2 separate regions of the Homo sapiens genome follow, and region 2 is linked to region 1. The links are chromatin contacts, found by Hi-C or POLR2A ChIA-PET in ENCODE. All regions are on one chromosome and are shown on one strand. The core of a region is the stretch at or near the end of the contact, and the rest is flanking DNA. Distances in the headings are between cores, read along the strand shown.

What was found. Hi-C counts contacts between places; a loop is a spot of excess contacts on that map. ChIA-PET counts read pairs that join two places held with the same protein, here RNA polymerase II (POLR2A). Pooled maps may share reads with other maps.
Region 2: a pooled map shows a loop between it and region 1 (3-fold over the local background). The contact joins two enhancer-like sites. A Hi-C loop is called at or near these places in 2 of 50 pooled maps. POLR2A ChIA-PET finds 5 or more read pairs at or near these places in 2 of 52 experiments (Caco-2 and activated CD8-positive, alpha-beta memory T cell).

The regions. Positions count from the first base shown.
Region 1 is chr17:17,708,902-17,715,225 of GRCh38, forward strand. All of the region lies in intron 1 of RAI1 (retinoic acid induced 1), which reads left to right. It overlaps LOC124903943 (a long non-coding RNA gene), which reads right to left. Exons shown (of 2, transcript XR_007065650.1): 2 at 1-6,324. Among named protein-coding and RNA genes, the nearest start is that of RAI1, 31 kb to the left of the region's middle. RefSeq lists enhancers at 1,994-2,288, 3,693-3,782, 5,063-5,332. Within about 2 kb of position 2,115, at least 22 of the 41 ENCODE cell types and tissues checked have a DNase peak (open chromatin) inside an H3K27ac peak, as active enhancers do.
Region 2 is chr17:17,625,166-17,631,627 of GRCh38, forward strand. No RefSeq gene overlaps it. Among named protein-coding and RNA genes, the nearest start is that of PEMT, 37 kb to the left of the region's middle. RefSeq lists enhancers at 554-1,459, 1,460-2,365, 3,459-3,618. Within about 2 kb of position 3,551, at least 5 of the 41 ENCODE cell types and tissues checked have a DNase peak (open chromatin) inside an H3K27ac peak, as active enhancers do.

The DNA.
Region 1 (6,324 bases), core at 865-3,364:
TGAACCCTGTGTCCCGTGCTCCTGCCACCCCTGCTCCAGGCACAAAGGGAACAGTTCGTCAGTCCACCACGGGCCTTTCCTATCCTCAGTTGCAGAGTGGGCCAGGACATGCCGCTTTACAGATGGGAAGACTGAGGCCCAGAGAGTGGAAGGGAAGGAGAGGAGCCCATTCCAGGCTCCCGGCCTGGGATTTTTCCCATATGCTCCAGCAGCCACCCGGGGACCATCATTATGACAATGATGACTGATGGAGGGCCTAGTGTGCCGGGCACTGTGCTGAGAGACCCCAAGGAGGGCGTAGCATCTGTGTCCACAGGAGGAGGCTGTGAGGCTGAGAGTACCTAGGGAGAGCAGAGCTGGAGCTGGCTGGGCTCTGGCCATGCGGCTTTGCTGTTTGCTGTCTGCTGTTTGCCGTATCAAGGGGCGATACTCAGGCGGGCTCCTCTCAGTCTCTCTTCTTTGGTCTCACCTCTACTCAGAAAAGCCCTTTGCTGGCCCCCAAATACTCCTACCCCGACTCTCTTCTCCACCCCTCCAGGCTCCCAAGGCCCCTGCCTGCCTCGGCCTCCCTGCTGGGTTGACCACAGTCAGTCCTGGCTGGAAGCTGACCCTCTCCACAGCTGCCCCAAAATACATGTCACAGTGGGGCATTTGCAGTTCCAGCCTGGGCAGCTGCCCACTAGGTCTCTTTCCTTCCCTTCCCTGGGTCTGCCCCCAGGCCCCTGGCCTCATTCTGGTCCTGAGCTCCCTTCTCTGGGCCAAGGAGCTGCTGGGCCTCGGGGAGGGGGAACCCCAGCACTAGGTCCAAAGTGATGTAGCAGGGCCACTGTCTGTGCCGGGGCCTGGAGCTTTCCTCTGAACCTTAAGGGGCCCCCAGATCAGCTCCGTGCGGGCCTGGGGTGCAGCTTCCAGAATCTTGGAAACCTGTTTTTCATGGAGCCAGATAGAATGAGCACCCAGGAGGAGGCAGTTCCAAGAGCTGGTGCTTCAGGAGGAAACCTGCACAGCAGACAGGCGTGCGCACATTCCTAGATGCTAGCCCTGTGGCGGCGCACCTCACGCTCATTCACAGTACACGGACATGCTCACCTGCCCACCATGGGTGGTCAACCCTTGGACACCCACACTCTTCTCACACCCTCACACACACACTCTGCACCACTCGCCTAGCCCCGGCCACGCTCATGTCAGGATTCTGAAGACCTCGAGCACACACAGACACGCACCTGGTCACGTGCACTTTCACACATACACTTGGCACCAGGGTGGCAGCAGCGGAGGTGACTGAGAAGCCTGCTTTTCACAGAGAATCAGAACCCAGCGGGGGCTTTAGCCACAAAAAAAGAGCATTTCAAGGAGAAGGGCTGCCTGCATGCCAAGCACACGCCCCTCACCTACCCAGGACCCCTTGTGGGAGCTGAGCCCCATGGAGACCCCGGGGTACCCATCCCACCCTCCAACATCCATCCCTACGTGGATATACGGCCACAGTTGCAGCTGCGGCCATGAGGAGGGGTTTTTGCTCCTTTTTAGCAGTGCTCCATCCCCCACCCCAGAGTACAGGGGGCTGCCCAGAGACCCTCCTGGCCCTGGGGGCCTGTGAGTCAGAGGCTGCCAGTGGTGGCCTTTCGGCTGTTGCTGGGGAAATGGCAGCACAGTGGCCACCAAGACTAGGACTCCCTGGGGAGGCCCTGCTGGCCCTGGCACTGGTGGCTTGGCCTCACCCAGCCCCACCTGGCAGATGTGCCCCTTGTGGCTACCCAAGGACTGGCCCCCTCCTCATTTCAGAGGTGGAGAAACTGAGGTAAAAAAGTGGAGACAGCCAGGGCACCCCTCCCACAAGGCCCTGCCTCATTTGAGACAGAGCCCTCTGGGAAGCCTGTGCATTCTGTAGGTGGGGACCTTTGGGGCCATTTTTTCCAGAGGCCCAGAGAGGGCCGTCTTCTTGCCCAAGGTCACACAGCAAGTTCATGGCATAAGCTAGCCAGCCTCGTACTCCAGAGCTCTCCTGAGGGCCCCCATGTGTCTGTGCGGGGGTGTTGATGGGGGGCAGGTGGGAGGGAGGAGGTAAGGCTGATTTGTTTCCCAGCCTCCTCCCCCTCCCCTGCTCCCTTCTCTCCCTCACACGGTTTGTTTGGAGAATGACTCACAGGAATGCAGCAAAATCCTGATGGATGGGAAGGCAGGGCCGCAGTACCCGGAAAACCTCTCCAGGGTAGGGAGGCGGGGCTGAGCCTTGGGGCCTGAGAGGCTGGTGATAGGGGAGCCCTGCATGCAGGTGGGGCGACTGAGGCCCTGGAAGAACTCTGGTCACGTCCTGGCTGGGGGTTGTCCCTCCTCGACAGAAACACACAGGCCCTGGCTGCCGCAGCACCCCTGGAGCACCCGTCCCCCATGATTTCCATCTTTGTGTCCCCGAGGCATCTGGTGCACTGTAGCTGACAAACACATGCATTTTGGCACTGAGTGTGACCCAAGTCAGACCCTCCTGTGTGTGCCCTGTCCCCCAGGTCCTCCCAGCTCCCCGGAGTTGGGGGGCGGGTGCTTGCCATTCAGTCCTTTCAGAGGCAGCCAAGGGCCTACGGCATGCTGGACACTGCCAGGGGCTGGGGAGGCTGGGATGGAGCTGGAGGGAAGTGGGAGGTGTACACGGGATGGACACCTCCTGTGTATGTTCCAAATGTGCTGGAGGCCTCAACAGGTCTTGGTACAAGGTGAGGCAAACCTTAGAGGACCTAGGATGAAGTTTCACGTAAAGGAACAGTGGCTGTAAGGGCTCCCAGAAAGTGTAGGGACCCTGGGAAGGTCCCAGTCTTTGAATAAAGGTGGGTGGGACCTTATTGGTAGCTTGGGGCATTAGGGCCCAGATATCAGGCAGCAGCATGAGGTGAGGCCCGGGCTCTGTCCCAGGGCAAGCCCTCCTCCTGCGCACCACATCTGGGGCCTCCGAGGAGGGACAAAGCATTCAACTCCCGGGACCTGTGGGTGGGAATGTCCCCAGGCCCAGCCCTTTAGTGCCTGCTGATGGCTGTCACGCGGTGTCCGGCCCTGATGACCAGATATGTGTTTTCAAGAGAAGCTGGAATTTGGATTTTTATGTGAACTCTCCTGATTCTCAAATGCTGGCTCCGTTAACAAAAGGCACAGTGTGGTTTAAACCACACATGTCCGCAGGCAGAGGACCACCAGTTTCTAATGTCTGCGCTGTGGGGCGCTTGGGTTTTTGCATTTGGTTCTTTTACATTCCTTATTTTATTGGAAACAGCCCAAATAGTCACTGAGCTGCAACTCTGTGCTAGGTGCCGGGGCTCTATCAGCGAATAAAACAACATGTGACGGAGCTGCCATTTTAGTGGGAGAAGACAGTGAATAAACATATATCAGGTGATATGTGTTAGGAAGCAAATGGAAGCAGGGCTCCAGAACAGAGAGCGGCTGCAAGGCCAAGCCCACATTTGGGTGGAAGGGGCAGCTAGTGCAAAGGCCCTGAGGTGGGGCTATGCTAGGTGTGTTAGAGGCCTGTGTGGCTGCAGCGGGAGTGGGTGGGGAAGTGGGAGGAGGTGAGGTCAGAAGGTAGCATAGGTCAAATGGCATAGGAGACTGTGGGCTGTGGTATAAGCTTGGTTTTAAGTCTTATGTGAGGTGGGAGCCATGGAGGATTCCTAGGGAGGGAGGGTCAGGATCAGACTTGGTTTAACAGGCTCTGTCTGGGTGTTGTAATGGCTGAGTGGGGCAAGGATGGGCCTAGGAGGCCCAGAAGGGGCTATTGCACTTGTCTGGCTGAGTGATGATGCGGCCTGAACAGGAAGGGGGTAGTCACCAGAGGGTGACCTGAGGAAACTGTGGTCAAGCCTCTCCATGGTGTAAACAGTAAACACGATACTGATTCTAAGGACTTGGTAGTAACATGGAAATGGTGACTGTGTATAATGCTATGTGAAAATAGGATTAGAAAATTGTACATTAAAAACACACCAGCCCAGATGCAAAAGGCTGCAGATCATATGATTCCATTCATACGAAATGCCCAGGACAGGCGAATCCAGAGAGACAGACAGGAGGTGAGCAATTGCCAGGGGCTGGGGGTGGGGAAATGGGGGGTGACTGCCTATGGGAACAGGTTTCTTTTTGGGAGGGGGATGAAAATGTTCTGAAATTAGGTAGCAGTGATAGTTGCACAACTTCATGAATATACCAAAACCCTGAGTTGTCCCCTTTAAAAGGGTGAATTTTATAGTGAGTGAATTATACCTCAAAAAAAAAATTTTTTTTAAGGCATGTCCAGATTTCTAACCAAAATTGGATGCACATAGAAAACATTGCAAGGAGCTGGGCGTGATGGTGCCTGTGGTCCCCACTGCTTGGGAGGCCAAGGCAGGTGAATCACCTAAGCCCAGGAGTTCAAGACTAGAGCCTGGGTGATATAGTGAGATCCTGTCTCTAAATAATAATAATAGGCCAGCTGCAGTGGCTCATGCCTGTAATCCCAGTACTTTGGGAGGCCGAGGTGCACGGATCACCTGAGGTCAGGGGTTCGAGACCAGCCTGGCCAACATGGTAAAACCCCATCTCTACTGAAAATACAAAAATTTAGCTGGGCGTGGTGATACACGCCTGTAGTCCCAGCTACTCAAGAGGCTGAGGCAGGAGAATCGCTTGAACCCAGGAGGTGGAGGTTGCAGTGAGCCAAGATCTTGCTACTGTACTGCAGCCTGGGCAACGAGAGCAAAACTCCATCTCAAAAAATAAATAAATAATAAAATTTTAAAAAGATTGTAAGGAAATATTCACAGTAATTGTCATAGGGTGAAGGGGATTCTGGATTTTGTTTGTTTTCTGTGTACTTTTCAATTTTTAAAACTTAAAAGTAGGCATTTCTCTCTAAAATCATAAAGACTTTGTGACTAGGGCCAGAGATGGGGGATCCACTTGGAGGGGCTCAGCCTCTCTCTCCAGCTCTTGTGGATCCATTCAGCTGCATGGCTTTCACTTGGGAGGTTGGGAGCAGGAGCTTGCTCTGGTCCGCGTCTCTGACCTTCTGGAATTCCATTCCTGCTCACATGGCCTTGGTCAAGTCACAGGACCAGAGATCCCAGCGGCCCTCCCCTGGAGAGTGTCCCAGCCGCCCACGATGCCTCCACCCAGAGGCTGCCCTGTTCTGCTTGCATGCCTTCAGCCGCAGGTTGCTCACCACCTCCCGAGCAGCTCCCTCCTTCCATTTCTGGGCAGCCCTGCCTGCTAGCAAGCTCTTCCTTATATGGAGGTGAAATCTGTCTTCCTGTTGCTTCCTCAGCTCCCTCTCTGAACCCCAGTTTCTGGGTCTGCAGAAGGGGGCTCCCAGGCCTCTCCCTGCCTACCTTGGCCACTGGGAGGTTCTGAAGAGACTGGAGGACCAGCAGCCCAGAGCCTGTGTCGGTGGTCATTCAGCTCTCGGGACAAAGCGTGGGTGGGCCTGTGCCCTGGTGGCATAACCAAGTAGGATTTCCACATTCAGTGTCTAGGCCATCGCTGTGAAATTGGAATTTGATACTAATCCTGGAGATTGAAAACTCAAACCTCTCCATAGGCCAGGAGGGAATGATAATCATCAGTGCTAACATTTACGGAGGGCTTGTGGCGTGGCCAACTCTGAGTGACGTTTATGCACTCATTTCTATTTATCACCAGCAAATCCCGGGCCCTGCTGTTCTTCCCCATTTTAAAGGTGAAAAACCTGAGGCTCAGAAACGTAACGGGAAGCAGCTGGGTGCGAGCCTCCTGGCACACATTGTGGGAGTGCTGTGGGTCGAATAAGGAAGCTGAGCAGCAGGCAGCCTCTCCCCTGCAGAAGGGCACAGAAGCAGGACTGGAAGGAAATCCTGGTTGTGGGCTGAGCTCGGGCCATCCACTTGTCGTGGTGGGTGAAGGGTCTGGTCCGCAGGTCTGCTCTCCAAGCTGCCTCGTTGCAGGTGCTGACTTTGGGAGGATTCTCCTTGTCTCGGCCTAGGAGCTTTCTTGCTCAGCTTGGGGAGAGAGGTAGTAATGTCGCCTTCCACCTCATGGACTTCCCAGTTTAGAATGCTGCTTCCCATCCCACCCACATCACCCTCTGTTAGGTAAGCAGGAGCAGAAATGCAGTCCTTCATCTCAGCTCTGGAAACGGGTTCAGAGAGGGTGTAGAACTGCCCAGGGGCACACAGCCAGGACAGGCCCAAGCCAGGAATTGCACTGGGGGTGAGCAGGGGATGGCTTTCCTGGCTTAAGGTATGTGGGAGGCCAAGAGCCATCATTTTTCCCAATCCTCTCCTGGAGAGCCAGGGGACATCTGAAGCCAGGGGCTCTGCC
Region 2 (6,462 bases), core at 2,301-4,800, 82 kb before region 1:
CCAGTGGACAGGCCTTCTAGGGCTGCCACCTTGGTCCCCAGGGGCAGTGCACTACACACCAGGCATCGGCAGTGGGCACGACTCCCTCTGGGATTGTGCAAACAGGACCTCTCTCCAGCAGCTCCACGGAGCAGGTCTCAAGAGCCCCGGACCTGGGTTTGAATCTCAGCGGTGCCACTGGCTGGCTGACTGTAGGACTTTGGGCAAGTCACTTTACCTCTCTCAGCCTCTGCTTTTTCCTCTGCTAAGTGGGAACTAGAAGGCTGACCTCTCAGGGCTGCTGGAAGGGACAGAGGGGCATGTATAGAGTCCCTGGCCCATCCTTAGGGAGATGAGGGGAGAAACTTACACCCACTCACATATTCACACACACACACACACACATACACACTCCAAACAAAGTTTCATTTTTTTTCTTTTTTTTTTTGAGATGGAGTTTCCACTCTTGTTGCCCAGGCTGGAGTGCAATGGCGCGATGATCTCAGCTCAGTGCAACCTCCACTTCCCGGGTTCAAGTGATTCTCCTGCCTCAGCCTCCCGAGTAGCTGGGATTACAGGCACTTGCCACAACATCCGGCTAATTTTTTGTATTTTTAGTAGACGGGGTTTCATCATGTTAGCCAGGCTGGTCTCAAACTCCTGACCTCAGGTGATCCACCTGCCTCAGCCTCCCAAAGTGCTGGGATTACAGGTGTGAGCCACTGCACTGGCCCTAATCAGGTTTCAAATCCTTCTCTAAATACCCATCCTAGGCCACCATGTCTCACTGATTCTTTTATTCCTTTTTTTTTTAAGAACAATATCTAAAATGCAAAAAAAAAAAAAGGATATAATAATAAACAGTCATATTTTCATCACCCAGAGAAGTCCAGCCGCCAAGCAGGTGGCCTTTGATGGTGGGAGGCAGTGCCACCCCTGCCCTGCCTCCCTCTTCACTCTGGCTTACCCCATGGTGCTTTTCTGGCGCAGATGAGGAAACAGGGATTTGAGGGCTGCAGGAGGCAGAGGAGCCATCCTCCCGGTTCTCTCAGACAGGACAGGAAGCCTGGAGCACCCAGCTTCACAGAGGCCCCAGCACTTCCGTAGGCCTCGCACCACCTCCCTCACCCGCCTTTGCCAAGCCACCCGCTGTGATGATTTGAAGGCCACTCCGGCAGGGCAGAGAGGCCCTGCAGGTGATCTTGCACTCTGCCTGCATTTCCACCGCCAGAGCCTCAGATCTTTTGTTCTCCCAAATCAATGGCAGCAATGCTGTGGGCTGCCTCAAGTTTCGCCTCTCATCCTGGGATCGGGCGGGGGCTGGGAGTCCTATTGGACAGGGATGCCCCATTCGGGGGATTGCCAGTCAGGGCTGGGGTACGGGTGAACCCTCAAGAGTGACACATCTACTGGGTATTTAGACATGGGAAACAACTTCCCATTTGGCTGCGAGGAGGCTTCGGGAGCTGGGAAGTTCCCCTGCAACTGCCTGTGCTCCCGGGAGGAAAGGCCCCACCCAAGCCAGATCGTGGTCCCCTCGCAGGTGTAACGCATTGAGCTGGGTGAGCTGGGCAGCCTTGGAGTTGAAAGGACCCCAGGAATCCAGTCCAGGTCCCCTGTGGTGCAAATGGGGAAACTGAGGTCCGGACAGGGAGAGGACCTCACCCAGCCGGTGGCTGCCAGGTAACGCATGTCTTTGGTTTTGTCCCTTTAACTCTGTGAGTCTGGGTCTCAGTCTCCTCATCTGTCAGTTATAAATGATAATCCCACTACAGTCCCAGGGCATTGCCGGAGAAGCTGGCGGCGGCGTGGCAGTTGCTGTTCTCTGAAAAGTCCCCACTGTTCCTGCCCTCCCAGCCTTGGTCTTTGCTGGGCCCTGGGGTCCCTTCCTCAGGCTCCTCCCTGCTGAGCCCGCCCCCCGCACATCCTGGCTTGGGTCCCTGCAGTAAGCCCTGTTCTCACCCCCACCCCCGTCCAGGAACAAGGGCTGGGATGCTCTCACCAGCGTCAGCTTCTCTCATGCTGAAAGCTCTGACTCTTGCACCATGCCCAGGCCAGAGCCCTCACTCAATGCACTGAATAACTGAGCACACACAGGCACACCTGGAATCCTAACCGCTTCCACGGTCCCCTAAATGCTCATCCTGAGCCAGAAAGTCTAACTGACTCTTTTGTTGTTCTTTTTTTTTTTTTTGAGACAAGGTCTCGTTCTGTCTCCTAAGCTGGAGTGCAGTGGTGCAATCATGGCTCACTGTAGCCTCCAACTCATAGGCTCAAGAGATACTCCTACCTTAGCCTCTCAAGTAGCTAGGGCTGCAGATGTGACCACCGCACCTGGCTAATTATTATAATATTATTATTGTTATTATTTTTTGAGACGGAATCTTGCTCTGTTGCCCAGGCTGGAGTGCAATGGCATGATGTCCCGGCTCACTACAACCTCCACTTCCCGGGTTCAAGTGATTCTCCTGCCTCAGCCTCCCAAGTAGCTGGGATTACAGGCACCCGCCACCACGTCTGGCTAATTTTTTTGTATTTTTAGTAGAGACAGGGTTTCGCCATGTTGGCCAGGCTGGTCTCGAACTCCTGACCTCAGGTGATCTGCCTGCTGCGGCCTCCCAAAATGCTGGGATTACAGGCATGAGCCACCATGCCTGGCCTCACCTGGCTAATTTTTTGTTTGTTTTGAGATGGAGTCTCACTCTGTCGCCCAGCCTGGAATGCAGTGGCACAATCTTGGCTCACTGCAACCTCCAACTCCCAGGTTCAAGTGATTCTTCTGCCTCAGCCTCCCAAGTAGCTGGGACTACAGACGTGCGCCACCACGCCCAGCTAATTTTTTTACTTTTAGTAGAAACAGGGTTTCACCATATTGGCCAGGCTGGTCTCGAACTCCTGACCTCGTGATCCACCCGCCTCAGCCTCCCAAAGTGCTGGGATTACAGTTGTGAGCCATCACACCTGGCCTCACCTGGCTAATTTTTAAAAAATCTTTTGTAGATATGGAGTCTCACTATGATGCCCAGGCTGGTCTTGAACTCTTAGCCTCAAGTGATCCTCCCATCTCGGCCTCCCAAAATGCTGGGATTATAAGTGTGAGTCACTGTGCCTGGCCTGTTCTTCTTTAAAAGAAAAAAATCTGGCCGGGCGCGGTGGCTCACACCTGTAATCCCAGCACTTTGGGAGGCAGAGGCAGGCGGATCATGAGGTCAGGAGTTCAAGACCAGCCTGGCCATTATGGTGAAACCCCGTCTCTACTAAAAAAAAAAAACAATACAAAAATTAGCCAGGCGTGGTAGCACGTGCCTGTAGTCCCAGCTACTCGGGAGGATCGCTGAGGCAGGAGAATCTCTTGAACCCAGGAGGCAGAGATTGCAGTGAGCCAAGATCCCGCCATTGCCCTCCAGCCTGGGCGACAGAGCAAGACTCCGTCAAAAAAAAAAAAAAGAAAAGAAAAGAAAAATCTTAAAATGCAGAAAGATGGAAAGAATAATAAACAGCCATATTTCCCTCAGCCCAAAGTAAAACTGTCCACACCTCATCATTACTGCTTCTTTCGCTTTCTCTTTTGCCCGGGGGCAGGTGGCGGCATGGTGCACGGCGGGAGGCGGGCAGTGATGCCTGTTTTCCCCATGTTCCCCATTCACAATGGCCGTTGTCGTCCATGCCAGGTGGCCCCAGACCGATGGAAGAAAGGAAGCCCCAGTGGGAGTTTTGGTTTGGATGTCTCTGGTTATCCTCTCACACACTCACCAGCCAGCTCAGGTCCCCTCTGTACCCTGCTCACTCATATATTTTGCCATTTTTCTGTTGTGTTTCCTGCTTGTTCCTTGTTGGTCTGCAGGAGTTCTTTGAATGTGCTAGGTATGAATTCTTTGTTGGTTGTTTGGTTTGTGACATTTACATAAAATAAGATTAACTGGTTTTTTTTGTTGTTTTTTTTTTTTTGAGACAGGATCTTGCTCTGTCACCCAGGCTGGAGTGCAGTGGTCGAACTCCTGGGCTCAAGCAATCCTCCAGCCTCAGCCTCCTGAGCACCTGGGTCTACAGGCGTTGCACCACCATGCCCAGCTAATTTTTTGATTTTCTGTACAGACAGGGTCTTGCTATGATGTCTCAGCTGGTCTGGAACTCCTGGGCTCAAGCGATCTACCTGCCTCAGCCTCCCAAAGTGCTGGGATTACAGGTGTCAGCCACGGTGCCCAGCCAGATTAACCATTTTAAAGTGTATAGTTTAGTGGCATTTAGTATATTCACGACGTTATGCAATCATTACCTCTACCTTCTTCCAAAACATCTTCATCATCCCAAAAAGAAACCCCATCCTTCTTAAGCAATCTCTTCACTTTGCATTCCCCTCTTCCCCAATTCCTTGGCAACCAGCAACTGGCTTTCTGTCTCTATAGACTTACCTATTCCACATATTTCACATAAATGGAGTCATACAACATAGTGACCTTTTGTGCCTGGCTTTTTTTTTTTTTTTTTTTTTTTTTGAGACAGAGTTTCACTCTTGTTGCCCGGGCTGGAGTGCAATGGCGCGATCTCGGCTCACTGCAACCTCTGCCTCCTGGGTTCAAGTGATTCTCCTGCCTCAGCCTCCAGAGTAGCTGGGATTACAGGCATGCACCACCACACCCTGCTAAATTTTTGCATTTTTAGTAGAGACGCAGTTTCACCATGTTGGCCTGGCTGGTCTTGAACTCCTGACCTCAGGTGATCCACTCCCCCTCGGCCTCCCAAAGTGCTGAGATTACAGGCGTGAGCCACCGCGCCTGACAGCCTGGTTTTTTTTTTTTTTTTTTTTTACTTAACATGTTTTTTGTAGCATGTGCCAGTACTTTATTCCTTTATATGGCTGAATAATATTCCATTATGTGGCTATACCATGCTTTATTTAGCCATTCATCTGTTGATAGGTATTTGGGCTCCGCCATCTTTTGGCGATTGTGAATAGTGCTGCTATACCATTTGTGGTTATTTGTTTGACTACTTGTTTTCTTTTTTTTTCTCTTTTTTTTAGATGGAGTCTTATTCTGTCGCCCAGGCTGGAGTGCAGTGGCACAATCTCGGCTCACTGCAACCTTCACTTCCCTGGTTCCAGCGATTCTCCTACCTCAGCCTCTCAAGTAGCTGGGGCCACAGGCGTGAGCCACCATGCCCAGGTAATTTTTGTATTTTTAGTAGAGACTGGGTTTTGCCATGTTGCCCAGGCTGGTCTCAAACTCCTGGGCTCAAGTAATCTGCCCACCTGGGCCTCCCAAAGTGCTGGGATTACAGGCATGAGCTACTATGCCCAGCCAAAACCTCTTCTCCACATTCTCATCCACACTCCTCATTTTCCGTTTTACTTTTATTGTAGCCATCCTAGTGGGCACAAAGTGGTATATTAGTGTGGCTTTGACTTACATTTCCTTTTTTTTTTTTTTGAGACAGTCTCACTGTCACCCAGGTTGGAGTGTAGTTGGTGAATCTCAGCTCACTGCAACCTCCACCTCCCAGGTTCAAGCAGTTCTCCTGCCTCAGCCTCCCGAGTAGCTGGGATTACATGCGCACACCACCATGCCTGGCAACTTTTTGTATTTTTAGTAGAGACGGGGTTTCACCATGTTGGCCAGGCTTGTCTCAAACTCCTGATCTGAGGTGATCCACCCGCCTGGGCCTCCTAAAGTGCTGGGATTACAGGTGTGAGCCACCAACCCCGGCCTTACATTTCCTTCATGACTAATGGTGGTGAGCATCTTTTCATGTACTTGTTAGTCACTTGTACGTATTACTGAAGAAATGTATATTCAAGTCCTTTGACCCTTTTTGAATTGGGTTGTTTATCGTTTTGTTGAGTTGTAAGAGTTCTTTATATATTCTGGATATCTGACCCTTATAAGACATAATTTACAGACATGTTCTCCCATTCTGTGGGTTGCCTTTTTACTCTTGATACAGGTTGAGTACCCACATTCGCAATCATGTGAGGCGGGGTCCACCTTCTGTTCCACCGTGTAAGCCATCACCAGGCTTTAGCCAAACCATCCTTCCCCCTAGGCTGTGAGCCCACCTAGATTCCCATCACCACGTAAATGAGAATGTGATGGGTGCCCCTTTTGGGGTTCCATAGGCCAGTGAGAAGCAGTGAATTCGGGGTGCTCACAGCTCCAGGGATAGATCATGATGCTCAGAGTCATGAGAAACAGCATGAGCTGCAGAATAACACTGGCCCACAGCCACGCAGCCACATGTGTGCTTGTGTAAGGCTCGACACACAGCTAAAGAACAAATATCAGCCTCATTAAGAGGCAGCCTTGGGCTGGGTACAGTGGCTCACACCTTTATCTCAGCACTTTGGGAGACCAAGACAAGTGGATCACAAGGTCACAAGTTCAAGACCAGCCTGGCCAACACAGTGAGACCCCCGTCTCTACTAAAACTACACAAATTACAACAGGGGGCGGTGGCTCACACCTGTAATCCCAGCACTTTGGGAGG